Linked DNA regions of Homo sapiens: region 1 is linked to region 2. A link is a contact called in ENCODE Hi-C or POLR2A ChIA-PET data. All regions are on one chromosome and are shown on one strand. Each heading gives the region's core, a stretch centred on a gene start or an enhancer-like site at or near the end of the contact. The rest is flanking DNA. Distances are from core to core; before and after follow the strand shown.

What was found. Hi-C counts contacts between places; a loop is a spot of excess contacts on that map. ChIA-PET counts read pairs that join two places held with the same protein, here RNA polymerase II (POLR2A). Pooled maps may share reads with other maps.
Region 1: a map with no recorded cell type shows a loop between it and region 2 (2.2-fold over the local background). The contact joins two enhancer-like sites. A Hi-C loop is called at or near these places in 1 of 168 maps with a recorded cell type or tissue (GM12878), 23 of 37 single-sample maps with no recorded cell type and 7 of 50 pooled maps. POLR2A ChIA-PET finds 5 or more read pairs at or near these places in 1 of 52 experiments (GM12878).

Annotation. Positions count from the first base shown.
Region 1 is chr6:21,149,785-21,152,863 of GRCh38, reverse strand. The region is part of intron 13 of CDKAL1 (CDKAL1 threonylcarbamoyladenosine tRNA methylthiotransferase); the gene reads right to left. Among named protein-coding and RNA genes, the nearest start is that of LINC00581, 360 kb to the left of the region's middle. RefSeq lists a cis regulatory region at 2,871 and an enhancer at 2,799-2,943. Within about 2 kb of position 1,508, at least 2 of the 41 ENCODE cell types and tissues checked have a DNase peak (open chromatin) inside an H3K27ac peak, as active enhancers do.
Region 2 is chr6:21,021,256-21,023,955 of GRCh38, reverse strand. The region is part of intron 11 of CDKAL1 (CDKAL1 threonylcarbamoyladenosine tRNA methylthiotransferase); the gene reads right to left. Among named protein-coding and RNA genes, the nearest start is that of CDKAL1, 490 kb to the right of the region's middle. Within about 2 kb of position 1,380, at least 10 of the 41 ENCODE cell types and tissues checked have a DNase peak (open chromatin) inside an H3K27ac peak, as active enhancers do.

The DNA of each region.
Region 1 (3,079 bases), core at 259-2,758, 130 kb before region 2:
ACTCCTTCCTTGGATCTGCGTAGTACATGGCTGGAGTGGCTGAATGATAGGGATCTGTGTTTAGGTAATCTGTTAAACAAAGATCACAAAAGACAAAAAGTAATTCAGTTTTTGAAAACCAGTCTTTGTCCTCACAGTAATAGAAGAAAAGCTGCATTGAGGATATTACAGTTACATATAAAACATAAATAATCATTACGGGCAGTAAATAAGTAAAAGTTCAAAACAAGAGGTATAGCTAGCATAGGCTCCAGAAATAGCATAGACTACGAGCTCCTTGAGAGCAGGGGCTGTCATTAGCACTCATTGTGTCACCTGAATTTGACTGGACGAATGTTCGCTGAGTGAATGTTTGTGGGGGTCATATGACAAGTTGCTGGTTGAATCGGTGTGGCAGTTGTGAGCTGCTTTAGAGAAGGAACTTCATCTTACTCAAGAGTATACCCTTATTACTTGGCTGAATGCCTGTACCTATTGAGTGCTCAATTCATGTTTAGCAAATTAATGGTAATTAGAGAAGACAGCAGGTTAAATTGGAGACTACTGCTATGCCCATGTGAAAGTGAAGGGGAGGAGTTAGAAAAAGGAAGACAGAGACTACTGGGGAACAACTGGTGGGATTCCAGGACAGGCTGAAGGGATCTGATTGAGAGTTTAGGGGAAGAAAGAACTTGGTGAAGAAAGAGAGGACCCTCTTCTGAGACACGAAAGACAGAAAAAAGATCATGAATGAAGCACATAATTATTTGCAAGGGCAAAGGAGAGAAGAGCAAAAACGCCACAGATGTCTCCATCTTCGCACTTAGTGGAGATGATAATACGTATTTTCAAAGTGCACAGGTCACTGTCAGCAAAGACTACTATTAATACTCAGTAGGAGTAAGGATGGAGCAAGTAGAATCAGAGCCTTGAAAATGGCAAAGGCTGAAAATAATCATTGTGTGTGTTGGGGGTGGAGGCCGCACGCCAGGGAGAGCTAGAAAGTTAAAAAAAAAACTGTAGATACGAACTGCATTTTTCAAACTAATGTTTCAATTGTTCAATACTTTTATCAAAAACTGTACTAGGCACTGCAGAGGATTTAGAGAAATGTAAGATATGGCTCTTGTCCTGAAAAGTTAAATAACAACCCAGAGATACTACACGATAGAATGTGAATATATGCCAAAAAAGGGGGAAATGAGATAAGGGCAAATGTTCCATAATGAGAACTTTATTTATTACATATTTATTTTTCTATTAAAGTCTAATAATTATGTCCTCTACTGTTTTTGTTGTTTACAGGCAATAAAAGTCATTTTCTGGCTTTCATATTGGAGTCGTTATTTTAGTAGATATTTGAGTTCTTTTGTTTGTGAAAAAATTGCTTCTCCTCAAGGTTCAATGAACAAAACAGGTCACAGGGCTTTGGCTGAACACAGAGTCATTTCTTAGGTAGACAGAATAGATTCTTTTAAACAAATACCCTTTGTGCGAATGCACGACTGCTTCCCAGAGCTAGGTAACACACAAAAACTGTTACTACTGTCCAGCCACGCTGAGGCTGGGTCGGAGAGGGTTAAACTAAAAATCAAGTTATTGTTGCCTCTCCTTTAGTTCAGTACGGCTTTTCTATAATTCTCTAGAGCTAGGGAGCTGACAGCATGGATTTTTATTGAAGAAATGCTATGACATTTGTTCTAAATGTCACATTTCTCCCCCACAAACTAAAAATAGCATGTCCCCATACTCCTACCCCTAATAAAATTGTTGGCTTGGAAATGACATTGATAAGCAAAATGAAGCATATAACCTTTTCTCTCCTTTTCTAGAAATGTTTTATTTATTCCTGAGTAACATTTGGTATCTTTTGTAGGCTAAGATCAGAGGGACAAATCAGTAAATTTTACTGCTGAAGTAGTCTTTGCAGTATGGGGCTGTCATTTTTAAACCATGTTTCAGGCAGGCACTGCTGTCATTTGAGTAGTGATCTAGTGACTGATAGAAAATATCTGTAGAAATAATGTGTGCTCTCATAGTAATGTGACATTTCATGAGCAGTTTGACTGTTTTCATTACTCTGATTTCAGTCTGGGGAAGAGTAAGTTAGAAAGCCAGTGATGGAATATAGAAAGCCTGTCAGGACGAAGTTGACAGGACAAAACCTGAACTTGGGCTGTTGTATTTCATGGGACTTCATGGGAATTATATGAAGCCATTTTAAATATCAAGTGGACTTGACTGCTTCCTCTGATCAATCCCAAGGTCACTGGTTTAATTGATAAGAGTGTTTGGCTAACTGACACACACTAAAAGCCAAGTTTAAAGCAAGTTTTATGGAGGCTTTGGCTATATTTGCCTTCATTGCCCCAACTAGGTTTGGTTTTAAGGGTGAAGATTTGGTCACACAGGGAAAATTTCATTACAACAAACTTCATAACTACACTGTTCCCTTTAGAGAACACGGCCCTGCACTAAAGGAAATGGCCATGGAAGCAAGCTTGTACAATCGCTAAGGAGGCATCAGGAGTTTTGATTTTTAGCAAGGCCAGTAAGTAATACCTGGGTATTTCTGTGAAAACCTGAATACCTTGCTGGGTATTCATAAATACCCAACATCCATTCTTTTCTTGCCCCCGGAAGCGTGCTGTTTGGTAACTCCTGCAGTTTATGTGGGAAATTTTTAGATCCTCACCATCACTAGTTGGAACAGAAACGTTCAGGACAGGCCAGGTGCGGTGGCTCCCGCCTGTAATCCCAGCACTTTGGGAGGCCGAGGCGGGCGGATCACAAGGTCAGGAGATCGAGACCAACCTGGCTAACAATGGTGAAACCCCATCTCTACTAAAAATACAAAAAATTAGCCGGGTGTGGTGGTGGGCGCCTGTAGTCCCAGCTACTTGGGAGGCTGAGGCAGGAGAATGGCGTGAACCCAGGAGGCGGAGCTTGCACTGAGCCGAGACAGCGCCACTGCACTCCAGCCTGGGTGCCAGAGCAAGACTCTATCTCAAAATAAATAAATAAATAAATGTTCGGGACATTCATTTGTTATTTGGCTGCTGCACATTTTGGAATTCCCGAATTACTCAAGATTGATAGA
Region 2 (2,700 bases), core at 131-2,630:
CCTCATTTGATGACATTATGTAAACCAAAGAAAAACAACTGTAATGTTCCTTTCCCAGGTCACACCATGTGAGTAACTAACGTACCCACTAAAGTGAATGGCACAATAGAAAATGATGAAAGGGCCATGAAAAAGCTAAATGGATATGATCTATAGTAAATAAAAATATATTGTGCCATTCTGTTTATTGTTTCTATTCTCAGTGAAAGTTTGCACACTGTTCTAAGATAAATGAAAACCACATTGGAAAGTAAAATAAAAATCAGGAAGAATTTTAGCAGACATTCTCTAGAAGACAAAATAGTCATTAGAAAATGGAACCATCCACAACTGAGAAGCATATCATTTAATGATTTGGAGACTTTCAAAATTATAAAAGGAAAGCGATAAGTGTACAATGTTTGACAGGGGTATGGAAAAAAAAAGCCGCTTGACTTATGTACTTAAAGGACTTGAGCTTTCTGGCTTTCCATACCAAAAACTAATTTACAGAAAGAACACAAAGGCAATTCATATCAAAACACTGCCCTCAAAGTCTCCTGAGACTCTGAGCCAGGTACTAACAGGAAGTGTAAGGTTATAGTCACCTTGGATCACCTTCTCAAGTTCAGACCTTCAGAGTACCTCATCACTAAATTAAGGTATCCTTAAATCTGACCTGCTGAAACAAGCATACCTATATGTGGACTTTAAATCACCTCGGAGTAAATAAATTTAAGCTAGTATCCAAGGGGTAACATGTTTCCATTTGCATGTGTGGACAAACTTTAAATAAAAATAAATTGTTACTACTAATGTTCAAAGGCTAATGGTAAAAAAAAAAAATTATCAATTGAGAAACATTTATCTTCAAACTTAAAAAAAAAACTTACATTAAGCAAACTGCTAATGTTTTTCCTACATTTATCCTCATGCCTTCAACTTTAGATCACTCTTCCAACCAGTATTTAACCTGAATGATCTCATCAAAAGGTAACAAGGATGATTAATGCTGATGCAATGTAATTCCTGCCCTGCCCTAGCCTAAAATATATTGGACAATATGAGTTCTCTGTGAACAGCATTAAGTGCTGTACAGATATGGATTACGGTACAGTGAATAGTAACGCACTTCCTGTTAAACATCACCAACAAAAGTTAGAAATGAATAGAAAGTACACAAAGCACATACTATATTGGCAGTTCCTCAGGCCTGTGGCTAGAAACCCACTGATGCGCATGACAGGGATGAAGAGACTGAAGTCTGAGCACAGTAAAAGTCACAAAGAGCCTCCCAGCCAGGCCGTGGAGTCTGCAGTGAGCTCAGGGAGGGAGACCGTGACCAGAAGGGCCATCCCCCTTCCCTCCTCACACACAAAAGGAGCAGAGTTTACTGGTAATGGTTTACAGCTAAGCCAGCTGACCCAAACTGTTGTCAAGTCTAAGCATGAGTCAAGCTCTCTTGACAACTTAAATCAACAGTTTGGGTGCAGTCAACCCGCCACTTAGCTGAGTTCCTGCCACAATCTATTGTTTAGAATTAACTGAAACTGATTACATCTCTCAGGACTCTGGGCAGCAGCCAATCCATGAGCGTTTTGAAGATAATTTACCCCCTGCACTGCAAATAATGCTCAAAGTTAACTCTATGGCTAGGCGTGAACCTGTAGAACAACTTGGGACAAATGTTATGTTTATTTATTTATAACCAAACAGTGGAATGAGTTAAGGTTTAACACTATCTGAAGATTAGAGAACTAATTCTGATTTTTAAATGTAACTTAATTTCATACCTCGGGACCTGCAAAGTAGGAGGCCATGCTGGGGGCCACTATCATTCCAAATCCTTGTAGCTTTGCTAAAATATGTTGGTGGGTCAGCCTTCTGCCCAGCTACCGTTGCTGAAATTCCTTCCAAAACAAGATCTCAAACATTGGCCCTTCAGAGTTCCTGACCTATTCTGTTGTTTCTTCTTTTGCTTTAAGACATTAAATACCCCAGCCAAAGGTAAATTATATTTAAGAAAGATAAGTTCCCACGCATTATCAACCAACAACACTTCAAAGACAATGACTTCATACAAAACTAACCACCAGCAACAAGGACCATAAGGTGTCCCAGGAAAGTAGACATTTATTAGAGAAGCAACTGAAATGTCCGGACGGATGGCACTATGGGGGTTGAATTAGTGTGTGGGGTGCTACCTTAGGTGAGGTAAATAAAGAAAGGTGTACAAATGGTGACGAAAACTCTGGTTTTGAAAAAATGTATCTTTAATTTCAACTTTGACAACCCCAAAGGATGGCATCGTTCTTAGAGACATTAGTTGATATCAATTAATATGTAACTATTACATATTTACCCTCTGCTTTCTCAATCTTTTGGGTGAGTTCTGCCCACTGAACTGTACGTTCAACTTAGGGGCATTTTATTAAAAAAGCTGTAGAAAGAAAATAAAATATTTTCAATGTTTTTTTTCCTTCATATTTTTGTGTGCATTTTAGATTAAATGGGCTGTCTTTCACTTAATCTGCAACAAATTCTTGTCTTTATTTTTTAGGTATCATTTATTGATTGTGTTCTGTATTGTGGTTGTTTTGTTATTAATATTGCTTTGAATACATAAAAAAGTAGCAGCAATCATTTAAGGAGTGCCTACCAGGGACTGTATTAAGCCCATCTTAACACATATTATCTCAATTCTCAAAAAAAACCTTAAAG